3 separate regions of the Homo sapiens genome follow, and all the other regions are linked to region 3. A link is a loop called in an ENCODE intact Hi-C map of the cell type or tissue named here. Cell type or tissue: PC-9. All regions are shown on one strand.

Region 1 (8,000 bases), 82 kb after region 3:
CTCCTACTGTGTGGCCATAAACAAGAGCTTCACACAGAATGCCAAATGAGAGATGATGCTGCAGGGAAAATGAAGGAAAAGAAACAGCACTTCTTAAAGCAGCTATCATTGGCAAGGGAAGCAGTGTTCCTGTGAAAACATGGTATCCAAAATGCTTTTATTGGTGGGAAGGTAGGAATCTCACACACAGACACACACACACAATGGGTAGGGTCTATATTGCAGAACCAAGAGGATAATCTTCACGACTGTTGTGACTGAAGAAGAGTGCTAACAGATTTCTCCACATGGTTTGCTGCATATGCCTGCTATAGAAAAGACTTATAATTTCACACTAAGGGTAAGCTTGATGGTGAATATGTACATTTTTAGTAATTCGATTGAGTTTATTAAACATGTATTATGGTCAAGACTCTGACCCCAAAGAGGCTGGAGAGGGGCCCCAGGAAAAGGAATCCCTAGTCTCTGCCCTTCATAGCTTTTTTTTTTTTTTTTTAAGATGGAGACTTGTTCTGTCGCCCAGGCTGGAATGCAGTGGTGCAATTTCAGCTTGCTGCAACCTCCAGCTCCTGGGTTTAAGCAATTCTCCTGTCTCAGCCTCCAGAGTAGCTGGGATTATGGGCCCCTGCCACAGTCACCACCCGGCTAATTGTTTTGTATTTTTAGTGATATGGGGTTTCACCATGTTCACCAGGCTGGTTTTGAACTCCTGACCTCAAGTGATCCACCCGCCTTGGCCTCCCAACCTTCAGTAGCTTTTTATCCAGACTTACCAATAAAGAACTTACCAAGGAAGTTACCAGACTGACCAAGTAAGATTGAATTAGAGCTGGATGTACAGCCAGTCTGCCCCATTTGCTCCAAAGGAGGAGTGCTTAATTTCAACTGGAGAGTTGGGAAAGGCTTTATAAAGTAGGCAGAATGTGAACTGGACCTTGCAGGCAGAGAGCCACTCTGTTTGGCAGAAAATGAAGGGAATTTCATTTCCAGCATAGGAAACAGACATGAAAGTGTGGCATCATGTGTTTAGGGAGAAAGGAGACCATTCAATGTGGCCAGAGCACAGACAAGATAAGGAATGGTGGGAGACGAGGCCAGCTGTGTTTTACGCTAAGATAAGGAGTGTGCTGTAGATTTTTATTATGCTTCCCAGTGCTTCACTTTTCCTTCCTGTGAGAGAATTACACATCTCCAGTCATTGCCATTGGACTGTTAGTGCCCACCATGAGAGGAGTACACATTTCTGCCCCACTGACATGGGACTCACTCATGTGACCTGTGAACAGATGCCTTCAGGCCACTCCCTGTTGACAACAGCTCTCTAGCTTTTTTCCCTTTGCCACCAGAATGGCTTATTCCATAGAGGAGCTGCTCCTCCAGCTGAGTTCTGGAATGAATGTTATCCATGGAGCAGCCCCACAGTTGACCCCACAATGACCTATAACTAACATGTAACGTGATAAAAAGTAAACCTTTGTTGTAAGTAACCGAAATTTTAGGGTTGTTTGTTGCCCCCAGCAAAGTTGACTAATAAATGTTTTTTACTTTATTATCAAAAGCAATGGATTTTGTAAAAAAAAAAAAAAAGAGAGAAGAAAAAAAAATTTTTTCCTTCTCTCCTTTCTGGCAGTCTCATGAATTTCAGTGCCGAACAAAACTTCATTTTAAATTTCCAACTGTGCTCAGATTCAATTGCTTTTTCCATATCAGGCATTCTGGAGGAATAGAATAACAATTAATTTATACTCACTTTTTGTAGCCACTGGATCAGATTCACCTGGAATTCATGTAAATCTAATAAATAGCACAGTGGGCGTCCAGTGCTTTGTAGCTGATGGCAGCAGATACATCACTTCCTTCCAATTGTTGAGGATATATAGCCAATTTGCCAGATAGGAATAAAGATTTCAATTTAAACACAAAGTTTATTTTTCAGAGATGGAATATTCCATTCAGGCTCAGCAAAGAAATAAGTAGACAGATGTTTCATGCTGAGGGGAACACCAGGGAAATGGCTTGGTCATGCTGGCCATGATGCTGAAAGCTCGTGCTGCCACCAATTTAAGTAAGTTCAAGGAGGCTTAACCTTCCTGGGGTTGATGAGAAAAAATTGAGAATACATTTTGTTATTATTTATATTATTTATGTATCACTGAGTTGAGCACTACCAAAGGTCACCATTCAGGTAGTATGGGAGGGAGCATGCCAGGTGGAGAGTACAGAGACTTAAATAGTATTAGGAATGGTGATGATAATGATGATAAGATATAAAAAGAGAAAGAAAATGGGCCTGGAGTCAGCTAAAACTCAATTACAAGAATGGCTTACAACTTACTAACTAAAGGTTTTATGGGAAAGCTGCTTTTAAAAAAATCTCTAAAACATAGTTTCCTCATTTCTCACATGGAAATAATAATACCTCTCTATTATAGTCATTATGAGGATAATATGAGATAATGAATGTAAAGTATTTGACATGTAGTAAGTGCTCAATAAATGTTGTTGGAGTTCTTTTTCTTCAGCTTTTTAACATCCTCCCTCACATGAATGCTTTTTCCTAACCCTGTTCAAAAGCCCATTCATCCTATAGTGCCTGGACTTACCAGCTCATCAAAGCCTTCTCTGACTCCAGTCTGTGATACTCTACCTTCTCTGAAACAGCAGTAATGGCCATAGGTGTTCATTATTTTGAATTCATTCACTCATTAATTCATTCATTCACCAAATATTTCCTGAGTACCTACTCTGTACCAGGCACTATTCAAGGTTCTGGAAATACAGCCGTGAACACAATATCCTTTCTCACCAAGCTTACGGTATAGTGAGGAGAGAGGGGAATAAACAAATAACAAGATGTAGCAAATCAAATAATGATTAAGTACGATGAAGAAAAATAAAATAGGGCAAGAAGAAAAGGGAGCGCCAGGGTGGGAGAGATAGGATTTCGTGTCAAGGCAGAGGGTCAAGAAAGGCCTCACTGAGGGGACACTGGAGTAGAAGGAGTGAGCCATGGGGAACCTGTGTGATAAAATCTCAGGGTAAAGGATCTAACCCATGCAAAGGCCCTGAGGCAAGCCTGACATGTTCTAGGAAGGACACCAGTGTGGCTGAGCAGAGTGAGCCAGAGAGGGAGTGGTGGGAGATGAAGACAGAAAGGTAGGATCCAGCAGGTGATGAAGAGGATTTTGATTTTTAAACTGAGAGAGTCAGGAAGCCATGGGAGGGTTTTGAGGAAAAAAGTCACATTATTTTACTTAGATTTTTAAAAAAAAAAAAAAAAGGTTCACTCCATCTGCTGGGTTGAAAATAGACTTCAGAGGAATAAGGAGAGAAGGAAAAACAAAGTTAAGGGATTTTTGCAATAAGAAGTGAGAGATAATGGCAGCTTAGAAGAGATAGTAGTAATGGAGGTGTTGGAAAGTGGTCAGAGTTTGGTTATATTTTGAAGAAGGAATTTCAAAAAAATTATCTGATGTGGTGCGACAAGAAAGAAAGGAGTCAAGGATGACTCCAAGGATTTTTGTCTGAACAACTGAGAAGATTCAGAAGATAGGAGTAGGAGGAGTTTTTGAGTAGGGGGAGAATCTTGTGTTCATTTTGGCATCTGTTGACTTTGAGATGTCTGTTAGATAGCCAAGTGGAGACTGAGTAGGCAGCCGGACATGAGTCTGGTCTTCAAGGGGCGAAATCTAGGCTTGAAATATGAATTCGGGGATGAAATAAGTAAATAAAATTTAAAGCTATGATCCTGGAGAAATCAGTGAAAGAGTGATTCCTGGGGCACTCCAGTGGGCAGGGCTTGGGAAGATAAGGAGGACAAGGAAAAGATACTGAGATGGAGCAACCAGTGAGGAGAAATGAGGGTGATGCCTCAGAAGCCAAGCAAAGAAAGCATTTGAAGAAGGAAGTAAGCAATGGTGTAAAATGCTGCCAATAAATTCAATAAGATAAAGACTGAGAATTGGCTATTGGATTTGATCATGTGGAGGTCACTGGAGATATTGATAAAAGCAGTTTTCAGGGAGCAATTTTGAGAGTGAAAGATTATAAGGAGAGGAATTGGAAGTAGTGGGCTTAAAAGTCTTGTTCAAGGAGATTTGCCGTAAAGGGAGCAGTAACTACAGGGAAAGTTGGGTCAAGGAAGGTTTTCTCTGTGAGACGGGTGGTGATTCAGCATGTTTCTATGCTGCTGGCAGTGACTCAATAGAAAAAGAAATATTCTTGAGCAGGAAAGAGAACAGATAATTGCTGGAAATAAGTTTGTGGATAGGAAAAAAGGATGGGATCAAGTGCACAGTGTAAAATTTGGCTTCAGATAGAAACCCAAACAGATCATCCACAACATCAGGAAAGAAGGCAGGACATAGATGGACAGACAGTCAGTTGGGAGAAGTGGGAGTTGGGAGAATAGGGAAGGTCTCTTTTGAGAGCTTCTATCTCCACCAACCCTACCCACACCCTCCTCCACCACCACCACAAGCCAGTGAATTAGGAAAAGGTAAAAAGTTGGAGGAGGTGCTGGAGATTTGAAGAGAGACAAGAAAAGGTACAGTGGTTATAGGAAAGTAGAGGATTGAATGGACTGATCAGGACAATGACGAAACCTTGCCAGCAGCTGTATGGGCCCACTGTGGTTATTAGTCATGAGTTTAAAATGAGATTTGTCAGTGTGGTTGTGGGGATTTTCTCCAGCCACAATCAGCTGTGGGGGTGCAGGGTGTAGAAGAGGAGGGAAACTGGATTTAACCAGGGTTTTACCAAGCAGACGTGATGAATGAAAGGAAGGAAAAGGTACTGGAGGGTGAATGAGTGAGCAGTTTTTAATAATGGACCATAGAATGTAAGCTGAGTCTAGAGGGAACTGAAGATTTTATGGGAGTGAGGGATGGTGAATGGATGGAGCATAGGTCCTAGTGAGGATGAAGAATTTTTGGAGTTGGAGTATCGAGGAATGGCATGGAAAGAAGAGATCAGTAGGTCTAAGAGTGGATGCATGAAATGACCAAGTCTGGGGTATAATTATCGGGTAAGTGACTGAGGCGAAGCAGAGGATAAGATCATTAATCATCATTACCTGGGTCTTATGTCCCCAGTAAGTACTTAGAGGAGAAGAACCATATCTTAAAAGTCTGTACCTTTCTCCTCAAGCATCTAGCACAGTGCAATGGGTTTCACAAGGGCTTTGTTAATTTTTGAGACAGAGTCTCCCTCTGTTGCCCAGGCTGGAGTGCCCTGGTGCAATCTTGGCTCACTTCAAGCTCCGCCTCCTGGGTTCATGCCATTCTCCTGCCTCAGCCTCCCAAGTAGCTGGGACTACAGCCACCCACCACTACACCCGGCTAATTTTTTTGTATGTATTTATTTATTTTTAATAGAGACAGGGTTTCACTGTGTTAACCAGGATGATCTCGATCTCCTGACCTCGTGATCAGCCCACCTCAGCCTCCCAAAGTGCTGGGATTACAGGCGTGAGCCACCGCGCCTGGCCTGGGCTTTGTTCATTTTTATAAGTTGATATTGAATGAAAAGTTTAACATCAACTTATAAACATTGAGGAATTTTAAAAATTGGGACAATGAGACTCAAATTTTCTACTACAAACTACTATTTTCTGCATCACCCCGTCACCCAAATTATTGCCAAGCTTTCGGGATCAACTAAAGGGGATTCCTGGCCTTACAGATATTAAAGTAATGATTTCAATTATTCAAAGCCAACCACAGAGTTCCATGGCAGGAGGTCATTTGTAACTTGTGAAAGCATGAACTTGGACTTCATGGCTTTAAGCCTTAGCTGGTGAGTAAGACTAGCCAATCAGCTACTTACCCTCTGTATCTCAGTGTGGCCATGTTATTTTACAGTTATTATCAGATCTGCAGACACTCTCTAAAGAGAAGAAAACATTATATGTAAAATTGCCTGAAAATCAAAGTGGTACTTTCATTAGGGCATCCATAGAGGGCTCTGCATAGAAACCTCAAAACGTAAAAACAACCAAATTTCACAACCGGTTTATTTAAATGGGCTCATTGCTTTAATCTGTATTTCAACATGTTGCTAAATACTCAGGCCAAAAAGTACTAAGCACTTGGAAGGGGTGGAGGTTGGGGGGAATTATCTTCAGCTCATTAGTGGCAAGCTCAGGGAAACAACAGAAAAAAATCTTTTGGGGTCATGGGCTGGGAGAATGAAAATAAACCAAGGTTTTTAAAATAAATAAATACTATCTTGTCAAATAAAACATACAGCCATAACTTGCAGGGGAGGAATAATTGGAAGGCTGAGGCTTATAGTAATCAATCAAACCTGATCACACAGCAGCTTTGGCAAGGAAGAGAAATAGGGGCTTTAGTTAATGTCTTGGCAAGAGCCTGCTTCCTTTCCACTTGACCTGGCCAGAGAGACAAGGTGTCCAGAGGTGTCAGACATAATGTTAGCTACCACCCCCACCCCCATGTGGTCCCTCGCAGTCCACAAATCTTGCTGACTGAGTTCTCATAACCATCCTATGTGGTAAGTATTAGTGTCTCATTTTGAGGATGTAAGTGGAGGCTGAGGGACCAGGCAATCTGCTTAAGAACATCCAGCTTGTATGTGGCAAAGTAGTGATTCAAACCACATCTTCTGGGTCCAGGCCAAGCTGTTTTCACACTCCAGCCAGCCCTGTGTCCATGAGTGTCTAACCTAAGGAGTATTTGTCCTAGTTTATTTAGGGTGCATTTCAATCAGGATTACCATTTGGGAGGGAAGCACATGCCAGCATGAGTTGCTCAGCCTAGCATTCAAGAGGACTGAGTCTTCCTTCATGATGTCTCATGTATGTTTCTTCCCCTTTTTCTTCTCACTGCCCTTCTTTACCTCATGCTGGGATATTGTGTCTAAGCTGAACATTCTGCCACTTTCACTTCTTTCCTCCAAACCAGTTCTTGTATTAATATAGACTAATTTTCCTAAGATACCAGCTTCATTACTTATTTTAAAATGTTTGCTGGCTGCTGTTCTCAGGATCAGGTATAAACTCCTTAGCTTGGTGTTCAACTCCTCTGCAATTTGGTCCCTAGTTATTTTGTAATTTTATGTCCCCCTTTCTGCCCTTTGACAGCCCAGAATGAGCATATTTCCCAATCCGAACCCTCATGTCCTGTGTTCACTTTGAATGCAGTGCCCTCGTCTCTCTTCTACACCTATATTTTCTACTTTTACTCTTTCAAAGCTAAGGTCCATTCTTACCACCTCATGGCCTTCCCCCAACATTTCAGCATATGGTGATTCTTCCAGGGCTAGTATGTTCTGTTTATCCCTCCAGGTCTGCTCTCCATCCTCTCCTCCCCGCTACCCAGGAAGCTGAGCAGCATCGACTGTCTCCCTCACTCCCCAAATACTGAACTCTCTCTCTGGTTTTCTACCACTCAACACCCACCTTTGTAAATAACTTTTTAAACAATTAAGCTCTCCTCAAATTACCCAATTTGAATCTGCCATCTGCTTCCTGCCAGGACTCTGACTGATATCTCTCCATTCCTCTGTATGTTCACAGGCCTTATTTATTGCTCTAAGTCTTCATGTACCATATCAAAGTCTGCTTTGAATTAATAGCTATTTTTCTCTGTGATTACATATTCCCAACCTGACTAAAGTTTCCTAAAGGCAAGGAATATGTATTACACTTTTATGTATGCTTCAATATTTTCCTCACCGCCTCCTACCCCAATAATACTTAGCACAATATACTAAGCAGTTAATAAGGACATTACAGGTCAATGTTCAAGGATAATGCTAAGAAGAGGGGGTGTGGGAATCAAACTAGAAAAACCTTCAAGTCTTCACCATTTTCTTTATTTCAAAAATGAATAAGGCTTAATTTTCTTATTTACTATTTGTAAAATGGGGATTAGGTACTTGCTCTTTCTACCTCACAGGAATGAAGAAAGAATTAAATCATGCAAAGCATGTAAAAGTAGTTTGCAAACTATAAAACATTGTGCTTTTTAAATGTAAAT
Region 2 (8,000 bases), 220 kb after region 3:
CAGGTATGATATTTTGCCAACTAATGGCAAGAAAACTGATGTCTGTTAGTTGACTCCAGACTGTATAATTGACTCCAGTTGATGTCATCTAAGAGCTAATAAGATCGTATGCAGAAGAAAAACTCGATAAAGTATAAAGCACTGAAGAAATGCAGAGTGGTGCTATAAGAAAAAAATTCATTCATTATTATTATCAATATGGCAGTTCTTAGGGGTGTCAAAAATCAGGCAATACACTTTTTGTCCTTATTTACACATGACATTAATGGGGTCAGGTAAGAATCTCTAAGCACAAGACCATGATTATTATGCAAAATGATTTGGGAATTGGATAACTTATGACTGCATTCTATTGGATAGTAACTTCAAGAAAAAGAATTCCATGGTCAATAAAGTTTGGAGAATGTTTTCACCTGATTAGGATCTTTTTCTCCTTCTTCTGGTAACATGTCCCAACCCCACTCCCACTCCATGTGATTTATGTGATACTAACCCCACCTTCCAGAACTTTGGTGGGCACAGGATATAAATCAGACAATTATCATATTCCATTTCCCTGAACTTAGTGATTGCTTAAGGAATGGGCAAATGACCCCAGTCAGTCCAATGAGAGTCAGCTCTGGACTTGTGCTAGAACTGTTGGAAAAGAGGTACTCTCCTTCCACTGGAGGTGTTAATCTGCTTTTTTTTGTTTTTTTTTTTTTAAGTGAGCCCAGAGCCATTTGCCACCTTAGAGGAGAGTTTGACTAAGGATGAAGCTAACTCAGAAACAAACAGAGCTGAGAGATAAAGGCAGATACCTAATCATGCTCTTTCAGCACCTGGACCCAGCTATGCCTGAAGTCCCTGACCTTTCCATTACATGTGCCTCCAATTTAGAGGACCATTTCCAGGGAAGACTAAAAAGTCCAGGTCACAGCCACATTCCCCTCACTGCCCACTCAATTATAGACCACATTAAGACTGGCAAACTGCTGGACAACAACCGTCCTCCTAGCTCTGTGTACCCTTCATTCATACACAAAACCCCAGGGCCTACACCACAGAAGAATTTCTCAGTTCTATTAAATGACTCAGGGTTTTAGGTAGCTCTACTCCTCCTCTTTTTTCTTTTATCACAAAGGCTTAGCCTGGCTAACACACACATAGTAGGCTCTCAGGAAATGTTTGTTTGATGTCTGTTGAACAAACGGCCACAGGGCAACTGTTGAGAAGTTCTCTCTGCAGAATGCATAGGTCAGATTCTACCTTTAATTTTGTCATTCAAAGTTTATTTTGGCTAAGTTAGTCAATAAATGACTGAAATCTATGACCTTCCTGAAGAGCATTTGCCACCTAGTCAGCACCCAATAAGTGTTAGCCATATAATTTTTGTTTTTAAAGTCTTTGGTTTCACACCATTTAGGATGGCTATTAAAAAAAATACATGTTAGCAATGATAAGGAGACATTGGAATCCTTGGGCATTGCTGGGAGAATCGTAAAATGGTGCAGCCAGTGTGGAAAAGAATATGACAGTTTCTCAAAATATTAACCATAGAATAATCATATGATTCAGTCATCCCACTTTTTGGTATATACCCAAAAGAATTGAAAGCAGGATCTCAAAGAGGTATTTGTACCCCTATGTGCATAGCAGCACCATTCACAATAGCTAAAATGTGAAAGCAAGTCAAGTGCCCAACAACAGATAAATGGATAAACAAAATGTGCTATTTGCACACAATGGAATATTATTTAGTTTTAAAAGGAAGAAAATTCTGACACATGCTGCAAACATAGATGAACCTTGAAAACATTACGGTAAGTAAAGCAAGCCCATCACAGAAGGACAAATACTGTATGATTACACTAATATGAAGGGCCTAAAGTAGTCAAATTCATAGAGACAGAAAGTAAAATGCTAGTTGCCAGGGACTGGGAGAGAAGGGTATGGAAAGTTTTTGCTTAATGGGTACAGAACTTCAGTTTGGGATGAAGTTCTAGAGATGGATAGTGGCGATGGTTTCACAATAATGTGACTATAGTTAATGCCACTAAATTGTATCCTTAAATATGATTAAAAATGGTAAACTTTGTGTTATATATATTTTACTACAATAAAATTGTTTTAAAATTAAGTCTTCTAGCCTTCCTATTGAGGCTGAAATAACATGCACCAAAAGAATGAAATGCTTTTTAATTAGCATCTTTTTCTGTTTGTCCACATAAGCATTTCCTCCACAAAGATCCTAAACTAGCCCTAGCCTAATCAGGGGAGACCTCTGGCCACAGCAGTTATTTCCATTTTTCACATCATTGGTGGTTATTTTGCCATCACTCTTCCAACCTAGACCAACATATACACAATATATATAATTTGAGATTCCTTTATCTTGTAATCCACTTACCAGATATGAAAAAAGGCCTAATTCTCAAAATATATTCAATGCTATTCCCTTGATAGACACACTGCCTTTTCAAAGCCAGAGGTCATGTCACCTTTCTGAGTAAGGCAAACATTCTATCATTGCTCTCTTTCACACTGACCCAATTTCTCTTGTTTGATAAGGATTCCCAACCAGCTGAAAGCATTAGCATATGAGAGATGACCCAAGTTTTATGCAGAGTTCATTTAATAAAGAATCAGGGATGGCAAATCTTACTTATAGAATTCAAAGGAGATGGGTATTTGCTTGTTAAACCAGCCATTGTCAGCATCTGTTCTGGACAAAACAATGACAGCCTTTAAGCTATTGTGAGATAGGATTAAGTTTGCCTCATTTCCCATTATAGTTTAAAGTACTTCCGATGATACCTTAATTGATACAAATGTTCCCAACATTAAACATAGTGAACACAGCAGCAGCCAATAAAGCCAGGGTATGGGGATTAGGGAATGGGGAGTGAGAAGGAAGCCACAGACATTTTTATTGCACTGTCATCATCATCATCCTCACCATATCTTCAAATCAGAAGATGGAGATCCCAAAGAACATGCAGAGAAGCACAACACTGGAAACAGACCTCGTGGATGAAGCAAACCATTGCAATGATGATTATGGGACAGTAAGTGTAAGTGAAGCCATCCTTATTTCTTATAATGGCATAATCCATGAAATAAGTGCCTCCTATTTGATCACAATTTTAATAGATAAAGCCTCGATTGAATACCAATATATAAACACAGATTGAAATAAGAAATAATTTAGTGTGCCTCCTCTACAATAACACAGGGCTTGGCTGGATGATTAAATGAGGAATCTACAGGATCAGACCTGGAAGGCAGTGAGCTGGTGTCTGGTTCAGGACTTGGTCAAAGAGGCCAAGTCATGTTTCAAAATCCAGGAGTTTGCTAGAAATTCCTCCAAGCCACATGGGGAAGATGACCTGGACCAAGCTGACCACAGAGCTAGGGGCCAGAGTCCAGAATGATTGGCCAATCTGAAGACAGGTGGCTGCAGGGAGCAGCTACTCAGGTGGAATGACTGAATCCTCATATCAGAACACACTGGTTTTCGCCCTCAGTCATCTTAAAGGCACTCTTGGTACCTGAAACAATAAGACTTAGGAAACCTTAATGCAAGGATGATTAAACACTACAACATTTTGTGGAAGGAGGGGGAGTAGGGCAGCCAAGCTGTGAACTCTCCTTCCCTGAGGATTCTGGAAGGAGACATCCTGGTTGATGATTTAGGTCTTCCCCAGCTGGGACCTGGAGGAGATAAAGACTGGAACTTAATTCCTGTTTCTAAATTGTCTCATCATTTTCATCTAATGTACTGGAACACTTTGCAGAGTCTTTGGTCTTCTTAAGAGCTTTAAGAAATGAGTAAAAAAATAAAATACTCTCATTTTCTAAAAGTCATTGAATTAAATAGGAGAAAGCTTATACACAGCAGGTGAATACATATCTTTAGAAGGCTGACAATAAAATAATCACTGTTTTACACGATGGATGCTTACTCAGAGCGTAGCGATTTGCTTATCCATCTCCTAAAGGGAATTTGCTGCGGACATAATTGGCCCACTACCAAGTATAATACATTATGCACTTGGTGGCAATCACATGGACTGCCAAGACTGGAGCAAGCTAACAATCCCATTAGAGTGAGCATCATTTCTTTCCCTCCAATTCTGTCTGTGCTTGTTGACATTTTTGTTTTGTATTCAAAGCTGTTGCTGTGAATGCTTCCTCAACAATGTGACCTTTCATACATGCAAAGTTGGCTTAAAAGGCTACTTCTTGACCTGTGGTCATTTCCTCATTGTCTCTTGTTGTAATGAGTCATTGGCTGGTGGCAATGGCCAGAAAATGAAGTTTGCAACACCTGAGGCTCGGGAACTCTGCCAGTGGGCCCAGGGTCTCCTTTATTCAGCATGAGCTGGCACTCTTCTCATTGCTGCACTCAGTGTGGCCGCTCACCAGAACTACTCCCTACCCTGCCCCGGGAAAACCACACAACTCTTGGCTTGTAGTGTTGAGTCAATGGAAGAGTTGTTTGAAGAAACCTATTCCCATTCCCTCATTTTTGTGAAGAATAAATGAGACTCAGCATGGGGAGCTGCCATGGCTGAGCTCACTCAAGTAGATAGTGGCTGAGCCTATTTAGTCCCCTTCATATCCATCTTCTTATTGTTAACAACACAAAGAATAGTCATCAATATTGAACAATGATAACCACCAGGCACTTTATGCATATTATTTCCAAACTTCACAATTCTACAGTCAGGCATTATTATGCCCTCTCAGAGGTTAGTACACTGAGCCTCAGAAAACTGGAATGATTTGCCAAATAACACATCATTAATTCATAGTTGAGTTTGGATACAAACCTAGGTCAGTTTGACTCCCTGCTCCTTCCCACCATGATCTCAGCAGTATATGGGACAATTCTAGACCCCATCACTCTCAGGCTCCAGAGAACGACTCCCCAACACCCATGCTAGCTGTGAATATCATATCCTCCTACAGCCCAGACAGGGTAAACTTCCAAGCATCTATTCCCTTCTATACTGTGAGATAGGTCTCTTAATATATTGCAAAGTTTTTCCTAATGTTTATTATAGATTTTTAATTGTACGTTTGGAATGCCTGCTTGATCATATCCTTAGATTATTTACTGCAACCATTGCTCTTATGTCAGATATACTGACATAAGAGACGTTTTCATGTGGTGAAAAAGAATGGGGAGTGGAATCAACTTGTAGCATGATGGGAACTCATGTATACATCTCTCCTCAGTGGAAGACTGTGGCATCTCATGTAGTAGCCACTATAGAATTTGGATGTTTCAGCTGTTTGTCTGCACATGCCTAATACAGCAAAGCCAAATCTCAGGAATTCCAATGTCAATGTGAACAAGTGGCCCATTCTCCAGAGCCAGTGCTGCCTGGCTCCCTTTCTTAGACTTCCTGGGAGAGATTCTAAATTTGCAGTCTGGCATTGATCCTGATTTATTCTCTATTTTGACCTTAAAAAATTATATAAGCCCTCTGAGCCTCTGTTTCCTTGTGTGTAAAGCAGGATGATAACAACTTGACAAGAATATTATGAGTACAAAATTATTTAAATGTCTTAATACAGGGCCTAACACTTAGTAGGCCCTCAAGAAGTGATAGTTTTCTTTCCTTCCCTTTTTCTCTGCCCCCTCTCCCCTGCAATCACCCCGACCACTTTCCCTGACTGACCTACCTCTTTTGATGCCCCTGCTGTCACCAAAATGACATTCTGCATTCCCGCTGCCATTTGCCTGCCTTTTCCCTATGTATGATGAGAACTCGGGGAAAAATGGACAAATGGTGGCCCATTGTTCTGGGAAACTTAGTTAGGAAAGATTAAGAGAAGAGTAATTGAGAGGACAGAATCAAGGACTGTTAGTGATGGAAAAAAAAAACCTATATGGTAGAGACTTTTACCGTTTACTTTATCTGATTCTACTCTCATTACATGTAGAAGAAAGTATTATTCCTCCCTACTCACCTTGTGATTGCAGTGGGGTCATATGAGCCATCCTGGACTATGAGTTGTGGGCCATGGTGATGTGCATCACTTTCAGCACAGAGCATTTAGTTGCTGGTACAAGGTCCTTCAGCCCTGGTCTTGCCACCCAGGGTGAACTCTGAAGCGTTAGGCTGAGACAGGACATCATAAGATAGTATTGAGTGACTACATGGAGCGGAGCCCACAGTGACTGACAGTGGGTGCATAATGTGAACAGTAAATAAACTTTTGTTATTTCAAACTACTGAAAGTTTGAGCATGTACATTACCACAGACTAACATATTGAATACAACAGTCCAAGTATTGGCTTTTATTTTGTATTTACACAGAATAACCTATAGAATATAGCAGTCTAAGCCTTGGCCTTCATGTTGTGGCCCCTTGAAAAGGGGTGGGTTTTTGGCCCTAGTAAGCAAGATATTTTACAGATCTTTTGGGAAGGAGCACCCAGACTTGGAGACAGATCTGTGAAATGTAAGTTTTAGCTCTGGCTCACCTACCAACTAAATAGTTCTAATACAAAGCTATTTCTGTATTGTTCATGGCTGTATCCCAAGTGTCTAGAATATGTTGAATAAATAATCAACACTTCCACATTCCACTTGTTAGAACAAGAAAACTAACCGAGGTTAGTCAAACCCTCTGAGTCCTAACTTTTCTCATCTTTAAAATAAGAGCTAGTATCTCCCAAAATATGGAAAATACAGCATCAAAGGCACTTGCTATTCAAAGATCCTTGCTACTCAAAGAGTAGTCCAAGAATCAGGAGCATCAGTGTCACTGGGATTGTGCTGGAAATGCGAGCTCTTGAGTCCCACCCCAGTCCTACTGAATCTAATTATGCATTTTTAACAAGGTTCCCTAGATGATTTCTATGCACGTTAGAGTTAGAGAAATATTGATTTAGATGGTACTAGGACTCAACATTAAATGGCCTGTAATCACCTAGTGGGAAGGTTATCCCTTTTCCACTTATCATTCAATCTTTTTGGTTACTTTATGGAGAAAGACAGTTTGATGTCAATGTCTTTAACACCTCACTAACAGCTGCTAATTTCCTTTTTAACAAGGAGAAAGCAAGCCTTCGGTTCCTGGGAAGGCAAAGGTATTTATCTTGACTATAATAGCATTGTTTTATTCTCATTGTGTTTGTTTAAATAGTTGCCTTGTATTTATGGCAACTGATATCAGTTTTCTATTTAAGGTAGTGATGAAAACCTCTTTAAAATAAATTAATTTAGGAAAGTGAATGTAATTAAAGGAAGGAAACACATAATAAATGGGAAGAACTGTTTGCTTTAACGATTCCTTCCATGTCAAGGAACTCCATTGGTTTGACAGTCCTGACCTCTGTCTTGACTCCATAGTTTCACTGATTAGGCAACTTTATTTACTCTGCATGGGGTAGGAGTGGGGAAAGTGCTATATTCTATTGTAAATTTAGGAATAAAATGAGCATGCTTAGGTCAGCATCCTCCTTCTTCCTTTTGAAATTTAAATACCTAGAGGATAATTTACTCATAGATAATTTGCTTATAAATTTCCAGTCCAATTGGTAGGATCCTAGCAGCAGGTTGTTTGTTTAATAGATCTTTATGGTGTGCCTATGGTAATGCTAGGTTCTGGTTGTGTGTCTTATTTTCTGTCTTCCTGCTGCTCAAAGGTACTGCTCCCTTTGGAAAGTTCCAGACGAGCCTCTAGCCAGGCTATCACAGTGTCTTTGGTTTCTCAGGTTTTGAATCTGCTCAGAGGCAAGAGTCAGGGGCACTGATGAGCTTGGGGTCCTTCTAGAAGAAAGCATCAGGTACTCATTTTCATGAATCATGAGACAAAAATGGAGAATTGTTTTTAAGGCATCTGGCCAATTCCCTCATGGCTTAACCACCATCCATTCAAGCAGGTCAGTCATGAGGGATTTTAGTCGTTACCCTTTTAATGACCCTATTTTGGCAAAAGGCCCTAGATAAGAGTGCTCTGCTGCTTCCCTGGAGAGTAATCGCTTTTGTCTCTGAGCCCC
Region 3 (8,000 bases):
AACAGAAATGTGTTTTCTCACAGTTCTGGAGGTTGGAAGTCCAAGATCATGGTGTGATCAGGTTGGTTTCTGGTAAGGCCTCTCTTCCTGTTCTTTGTAGACAGCCACTTTATTCCTGTGTCCTCACATAACCCTTTTTCTGTGAGCACGCAAGGAAAGAAATTTCTGGTGTCTCTTCTCCTTCCTATAAGAACCCCAGTCCTTCAGATTATAGACCAACCCTTAGGACCTCACTTAATCTTAATTACCTCCCTAAAGGCTTGAACTCCAAAAACAGTCACATTGGGAATTAGGAGTTTAACATCAGAATGGGCTTGGGGACTGGGAGAGTAGTTCAGTACTTTAACGCTTTCCCTGACAGAAAATTTTGTGATCACCTACTACATGTTGGGCCCTGTGCCACATGCTGGGGATAATAATTTATAAAAATGTTTCAACCCCTGCCTCAAGGAGCTCCTCCTCTGGGGACTGAGTCTGCAGCCATCAGAGGAGTGGGGTCACAATGAGATGTCTGGAAATGGACCTCTGTGGTAAGTGGGGATTCCTGCATGGCTTTTGCTATGATCGTATCTCAAGAAAGCAAATTCTGCAAATATTCTGAGTGGGTGGTAGTAGAGCTATTTTCTTGATGTGGCAGAGTCGCATACAAAAGCCCTTAAAGGGATCAATGAGACGAATTTCTGAGCTAGTCTGAAACAAGAACTGGGGATGAACTTTGGCAATTGGGCCAGAACTTAAACACAGGATTTTGCTGGGGTCCCAAGGTTCTGCCCATTTGGGACAATCTCTTTCACATGCGCCACACCATTCCCCTTACCACGCCAGCAGATTCAAAGAGGCAGCTTGGTACGTTTTGGTAGGTTTTGGGAGTGAGAAGGCCTGGGGTGGGGGTTGCGGCAAGAGGAGAGCAGCAACCCCTCTCACATTATCAGCTGTGCAGAACCAAGGAGAACCTAAGAAGATCCGCCAAACAGAAAAAGCTGAGATTATGCTTCACAGACCCAAAGACTTTTAAGCTCTTTATTAGCTGCAACAGAATCACCACATGGCAGTACAAAAATGTTCTTGAACTTGACACTTGAACTTGGCTGCAACCCTGCTGGTAAAACTTAGTAATTAGGCAAACAAAAAGCTGGGGAGTGCAATTACGGCCATTGAACCACTAGGGGGCACTCATGGTTTCTCATTCAGAAGAGGAGAGGGGAGGAGGAGGTTATAGGGCTATGGCTTAGGGTGGGGCATTCAGTGTGGTATTGGAGAGGGATGAAAGTTAAAGCTGTTTTGTGTGTTTGTTTTTTGGAGGGAGAGGTGTTAAAGACCTAGTTATTTCGCTAATAATATAGTATGCATTAACCTGGCCTTGACTTCTGTGAAGCTAGCGGGCCCAATAGACTAGCTGGTGGAGAGTTCTGGAGTGTGACATCCCAAACAAATAATTGTTCACTTTAAGATAACTTTCTTTCGTGGGCATTAGAAAAAGGGCATGTTTTGCATCACGAGGGAGAGCGTTTTACGCGCATGCACACACATACTAAACAGACACACCTACTGACTTAAAAACATCAACACACTGTCTGAATATTGCTTCAGGTTGGAAAACAAGGTTGCATCCAAATTGTGTCATCTTTTCAAAATACAGCTGGAGAGAAAATGCTGCCTATATTTCAGGGAGCTTTTAAATTTCAGTGACATACCAGTCTAGGCTGCCAAAAGCTAGAAGAACATGAGTCATCAAGCTAGGTGCACTGATCATAGGAAACACCAGGTCTCAGGCTCCAGCCATCCCCTATCCTCTTCCCTACCCCTACACAAATTTGTGGCTTGTGGCCAGTACCAGGATTTGCTGTTAGTCCCCATGTTCCCGGGGCCTCCTTTCCTCTAAGGTCTTCCAGCCATTGTAACTGGCTTTCTTCCCTTTTATACCTAATAGAGAACTGCTGAGGGCCTTCTTCTTTGTATTTGGGATTATCGGATCAAAAGATTGAAAGTGTGATTGCCAGGTTCTCCCAGAGCGTCCTGCATCCAGATTTGCCACCCTCATCTCATCTGCAGGAGGTGACAGTCAGAAGCAGAAGTTAGACCATGGGCAAGGGCCCTAAAATATTCATTAGGCAAAAGCAAGAAAGCTTGCCTGCCATTGGGGCAGGTGTTGGGCTTGAAACGTTCAGTGTCATTATCTCATTTAATTTTTACAACAATCTGCCAGTTGCTATTACCACCTCCATTTTACAGATAAGGAAACCGAGGACCAGAGAAGCTAAGTACCTTCATATAGATCTGGGATTTAAATTCAGGCATTCTGACTTAAAATTGAATGTATTTTTTAGTCCTAGCTACAAAGCCACTGTCTACCAGAACTACTTGAAATCTCCTTCCCTTTTCTCTGGCTTCTCCTTGTAATTGAGGATCTTACATTGGCAATGGTTATATGAATGATGACGATGATAATTACAATACCAGCTAACTTTTACTGATTACTTACTATAGGCCAAGCAATGTGCTCAACACCAAACTTTTATATCTTCAATTCTCACAGAAAATTTACCGTGAAGTTAGTATTTTTACTGCCATTTCATAGATGAGGCACCTGAAGCTTAGGAATGTTAAGAAATTTTTGCAAGATTACACACCCAAGTAGAGCCTGGTTTGGAACCTAGGTCTAATTGCCCCTAAGCCCGAGTATTTAAACCACTATGCTATACTGTGCATAGGGAGATAATTGAATCTATGGAGAAATACTCAGGGCTATAGTACTACTAATCAGACCTTTAAAAACTGAAAGAATAGTGAAAAGGGGTATAGTCATATCTTTATGTGGCATGGTATAATGATGAAGCTGGAAAAGAGTGCTTACATTCTAAAACAGGAAGCTTTCTAACCTTCCCTGCTTAGAAAAATAATCAACTCTGATTATTTCCATGTATTCTGTTCTTGAATTGGAAATTCCAGGAGTCTGGTTTTAATTGCATAGGAAGTCAACCTGGACTGTTATTGTTTGTCAGGAGTCTGTTTTATCATTTTTATGGTCAAGCAATGGACTTCATCACTAGGGATTTAGTTCATGTGTGTTTCTGTTTCAATGGATACTATCAAGTAATTAAGGTTGAGGGAATGAATGGCTACTTTATTGCTAAACGCTAGCATCTGGCTATAAAATGAGGAAAGAGGGAGTGGTCAGGGGAAAGTGGAAGTATGACTAACACTGAACTTCAGTTAATAGATCTGGACACATTGAACCTGAGTAAATAGGTCTGATATTCTCCTGCTTGCAATGCTGGGGATGAAGTAGATGAGCTCCTTCTCACCAGCACCTTGAAAAGAATCAGATATTAAACTAGAACTCAGCAACTACTCAGTATTATTGGAGTAATATTTTTAAACCCAAAGCATTTGAGTAGTTCCCTAACAATATTTCAAAGAACAAACAAAAAGATGTGTTCATCAGCAAGGTCAGATGTGTATCATCTGAATGCCTGCACTGTGAATAGCTCTGCTAATTGGTGAGCTGAGCATGAAGTGACTTGGATGATTAATTAAGGAGATAGGCCTTGAATAGGACGGAGGTGCATGGCCATTGTTGAGCACCTAAGGCAACAGCCTAAGGAGGAAAACTCACTGAAATTCCCTAGGTGGCAGCAGTGAACAAGGCGTTAGAAGGCCCCGAGGATGTGACAGCTCAGAGAAGGAGTATCTTCTAGGGGTCCAGGAGAAGCTGGATTTGCCATCTGGTTTAAGATTTTGAGGTGGGTGGAGATGGGTGTGGGAATGGGAGACAGTGTAGCACAGCGAAGAGTTAGAATCAGTAAGCCTTCTTAGTCCAGCTCTGCCGATCACTGGCTGTGTGGCCTCGGGACAACTGTTCTGTCAGCAACCTCCACCCACCCCCATTTCCTCCTCCCACAAATGGGGCTAGGTGAGGTCATCCCTGGGTACCTTTTGGCATTATATGATTCACAATTTGATGATGCCTCTGGCATTTTCATTGCACTCTTTACAATGAAAGAACTTGATTACCTTGGTTGGGACGTGGAGGAGAGGGTTGTATGTGTGTATTCCAGAGAGATGCATTATGCTACTGTCTTTTTAGCAGTGTTCTCTGTCTGGAGAATATGCTGATCTTTGCAAACTAGAACAATATTGTTGTCCTACCATTAGCGCAGGTAGGTTTTATATGGTTGACATAATTCGCTCACCTATCGCGCACTCTCAACCGTACGCCCTTGCAGTCCCGCAGCTGTGCTCATAAGGGACAGAGCTTTTTAGCACTCTCTTCCAGCCAACTGAGTTTTTGGCTATGTCTTGGTAGTTATAATATCTTTGTTCTTTTTACGTGGTGCCAGGCACTTTGTTAAGCCCATAATACCTCACAAACATACAGCTCTTTTATTCTACCTTCAAGTAGCTTTTAATTATCTTTGTTTAAACAAACCAATCTCTCAAACCCAATTCACCTTAATAATAACTAATATGTACAAATGTTTATTATGTGCCAGGCATATATGTGTGTCCTGAATATGTTATTCTATTTAACCCTTAAAATAAGCCTATGGATTAATACTAGTACTTTACATTATCTGTAGATGGAAATTGAGGCCTAGAGAGGTTAAATAACTTGCCCAAGGCCACAAGACTGATACACAGCAGAACCAGGGTTTGAACCCAGGAAGTCTGTCTCTAGGATCCTCCAAGACACTGCACTTGAAAAAGGGCTAGTGATTTATGCACATGGCTTCTTTTCTTCTCCACTAGATTAAATATAGGTTTTTTTGTTTTTGTTTACTTTTTCAATTTGTTAATTTGCTACAGAGACACTGTATTAGTTCGTTCTCACACTGCTATGAAGAAATACCCAAGACTGGGTAATTTATAAAGACATGAGGTTTAATTGATTCACAGTTCCGCATGGCTGGGGAGCCCTCGGGAAACTTATAATCATGGTGGAAGGCACCTCTTCACAGGGCAGCAAGAGAGAGAATGAGTGCCAGCAGGGGAAATACCAGACATTTGTAAAACCATCAGATCTCATGAGAACTCCCTCACTATCATGAGAACAGCATGGAGGAAATCACCCCCGTGATTCAATTGCCTCCCACCGGGTCGCTCCCACAACATGTGGGGATTATGGGAATTACAACTCAAGATGAGAACTGGGTGGGGCCATAGCCAAACCATATCAGACACTCTGATTTAATTTTGTTCTCTTCCTAGGATCTATAGTTTGGGAATGTCATCACAATAACAAATCCCACCACCACCTCACTAAGATAATTTGTCTCCCCACTAACATTTATTTTAAAAGTCTTTTTTTTTTTTTTTTTTTTTTTGAAACAGTGTCTCGCTCTGTCACCTAGGCTGGAGTGCAGTGGCACGATCTCGGCTCACTGCAAGCTCCGCCTTCAGGGTTCACGCAATTCTCCTGCCTCAGCCTCCCGAGTAGCTGGGACTACAGGCACCCGCCACCACGCTTGGCTAATTTTTTTGTATTTTTAGCAGAGATGGGGTTTCACCATGTTAGCCAGGATGGTCTCGATCTCCTGACCTCGTGATCCACCCGCCTCAGCCTCCCAAAGTGCTGGGATTACAGGCGTGAGCCACCGCACCTGGCCAAAAGGTTTTTTTAAACCTATAGTAGAGGTTGGAGACAGTTATTTTTTGTGTGAGTTTGTGTGTATGTGTGTGTGCATGTGATTGCCAAGGAAATAGTCGCTGAAAAATGGAGAAACACCTTGATGAAAAAAAGGCAGACGCCTTTGGCAACACGTTGCAGGGTATCTGCCAGGGGAAGTTATAAGGATACAAGAAAAGAGATCCATGGCTTGAATGAGTTATTTGCAACAGGGCACAGAGATGAGAAACAGTGAAGAAGACACTGAACGGCAGGAAAGTCAACTGTGGAGTCAAAGGTACCCTCTTGAAAGAATACAGCTGGAGTCCAAGGTCACACTGCAGGAGCCCCAGTGAATTTTTCATGGCTAACTGGAGGACACTGACTGTACTTCTAAAGTTTTTTTTATCTTGACTATAGGATAATTGGTCTACTTTATAGATGTCTCTTATTTAATATTCTTTGGAGAATTTCTCTGTGGAGTTAGACTGGTATCACAAATTAGTGTCTCCATTTTTGAAATGGAGTAAATGAGGTTTGAAATGATTAAGCTACTGGTCTGCAGCTCACCACAGCCTGATGTTACCAGGAAAATAGCTCTTCATTCTGGTGGAGTTTCCTCTCCTCTCTATTCTATCTTCTTCCCTGAGTTTCAGCGAAGACTCAGGTGTTTATGTGATGTCTGTCTGGGGCCAAGGTAAGCATGGAATATGGTTTCTGCATATTTTGTTCAGTATTTGTGCATCTCAGAGGTGTTCCAAATTCAGGCTCAGAGCCAAATTTGCCACTGGCCATTGGCTTCAGTTTCTCCAGAGGAGGAACTCACAGAATAGCCAAAGGTTTTCATTCCTCAGGAATTTAAATAACAATCTATCTTTGTTCATCAGGGAAGAAAGAAGCAAAGACTAATCTCTCAGCTGTGGGAGTTTATTACTTATATGTCACCATGTGGAGCACACTGTCCTCAGCTCAGTGATACTTGGCAAGTCAACAAAGTTTTTCTCCAGCATTGAACTGTTTACGTTGCACCTATTTTGACTGAAGGCTCATGCTATGTGCTTCCTCCACAGAGCCTCTCCCAGAGTTGTTCCTTGAAGGACGTTGGTAAAAAATACATATTAATCACAGGAACACCTGCAGTGCCAGAAAGGACTATAATTGGGAATAAGTGCCATTTGAGGTCTGTCCTTGCCTTCCCCAGTGTCTTATCAATACCCTAAGCCTTTGCTTGGGAGAGAGAGATTTCAAGTTTTCTGTTGATTTACTCTCATCTAAATGCTTGAGGGAAAACTCTTCAGTTCTAGGGGCAGTTGACTCAGCTAGGAGACATCACTTGACCTTCACCTTATATAAGATATCTTGACTTATTCAGGGTACTTTGAAATACTTGGCAATAGGCCAGGCGCGGTGGCTCACGCCTGTAATCCCAGCACTCTGGGAGTCCCAGGTGGGTGGATCACAAGGTGAAGAGATCAAGACCATCCTGGCCAACATGGTGAAACCTTGTCTCTACTAAAAATACAAAAAGCAGTGGGCATGGCGGCATGTGCCTGTAACCCCAGCTACTCGGGAGGCTGAGGCAGGAGAATTGCTTGAACCCGGGAGGTGGAGGCTGAGCTGAGATCACACCACTGTACTCCAGCCTGGATGACAGAGCAAGACTCTGTCTCAAAAAAAAAAAAAAAAAAAAAAAAAGAAAGAAAAAAAGAAAGAAAATTAAAAAGAAATACTTGGCAATAAATCTCATCATTTTACCATTCATTATTCTGAAGTCATTGGGCTATCTCTTTCAGAAATGCACACTTCCCTGGTATTATTTACATAGGTAATAGTAGGAAACACTGTTGATGTTTCTCCAGTATTTCACAGTACTGCAAAACTCTTTTTATTTTTATTTCGTTTTTCTATAACTTATTGGGGTAGAGGTGGTATTTGGTTACATGAGTAAGTTCTTTAGCGGTGATTTGTGAGATTTTGGTGGGCCCATCACCTGAGCAGTATACACTTCACCATATTTGTAGTCTTCCTTCCCTCACCCCCTCCCACTCTTCCCCCTAAGTCCCCAAAGTTCATTGCATCATTCTTATGCTTTTACATCCTCATAGCTTAGCTCCCACATATCAGTGAGAACTTACGATGTTTGATTTTCCATTCCTAAGTTACTCCACTTAAAATAATAGTCTCCAATCTCATCCTGGTTACTGCAAATGCTGTTAATTCATTCCTTTTTAATGGCTGCATAATATTCCATCATATATATATATTACAGTTTCTTTATCCACTTGTTGATTAATGGGCATTTGGGCTGCTTCCATATTTTTGCAATTGTGAATTGTGCTGCTATAAACATGCATGTGCAAGTATCTTTTTCAAATAATGACTTCTGTTCCTCTGG

The links. Hi-C counts contacts between places; a loop is a spot of excess contacts. Peaks named below come from ENCODE experiments on the same cell type or tissue, not always from the same donor. Only the 100,000 strongest peaks of a DNase experiment are listed, where the experiment ranks them.
Region 1: a loop joins it to region 3, with 7 times the contacts of the local background. A loop is called at or near these places in 8 of 110 quality-filtered maps.
Region 2: a loop joins it to region 3, with 5 times the contacts of the local background. A loop is called at or near these places in 6 of 110 quality-filtered maps.

What each region holds. Positions count from the first base shown.
Region 1 is chr3:170,723,446-170,731,445 of GRCh38, reverse strand. SLC7A14-AS1 (SLC7A14 antisense RNA 1) reads right to left here. Exons shown (of 6, transcript NR_135556.1): 4 at 5,827-5,886; 5 at 1,751-2,090. The region is part of intron 1 of LOC124906302 (a long non-coding RNA gene); the gene reads left to right. Among named protein-coding and RNA genes, the nearest start is that of SLC7A14, 140 kb to the right of the region's middle. RefSeq lists a silencer at 952-1,246. In PC-9, no CTCF peak of the experiment used is centred here; DNase peaks (open chromatin) are centred at 4,185 and 4,645; H3K4me3 peaks cover 337 bases; H3K27ac peaks cover 2,142 bases.
Region 2 is chr3:170,589,227-170,597,226 of GRCh38, reverse strand. The region is part of intron 2 of SLC7A14-AS1 (SLC7A14 antisense RNA 1); the gene reads right to left. Among named protein-coding and RNA genes, the nearest start is that of SLC7A14, 7.2 kb to the right of the region's middle. In PC-9, no CTCF peak of the experiment used is centred here; a DNase peak (open chromatin) is centred at 4,226.
Region 3 is chr3:170,805,319-170,813,318 of GRCh38, reverse strand. All of the region lies in intron 2 of LOC105374211 (a long non-coding RNA gene), which reads right to left. Among named protein-coding and RNA genes, the nearest start is that of RPL22L1, 61 kb to the left of the region's middle. In PC-9, CTCF peaks have their summits at 984, 1,183 (motif pointing right), 3,429 and 3,631; DNase peaks (open chromatin) are centred at 1,148, 1,708, 3,198, 3,608 and 1 weaker place; H3K27ac peaks cover 656 bases.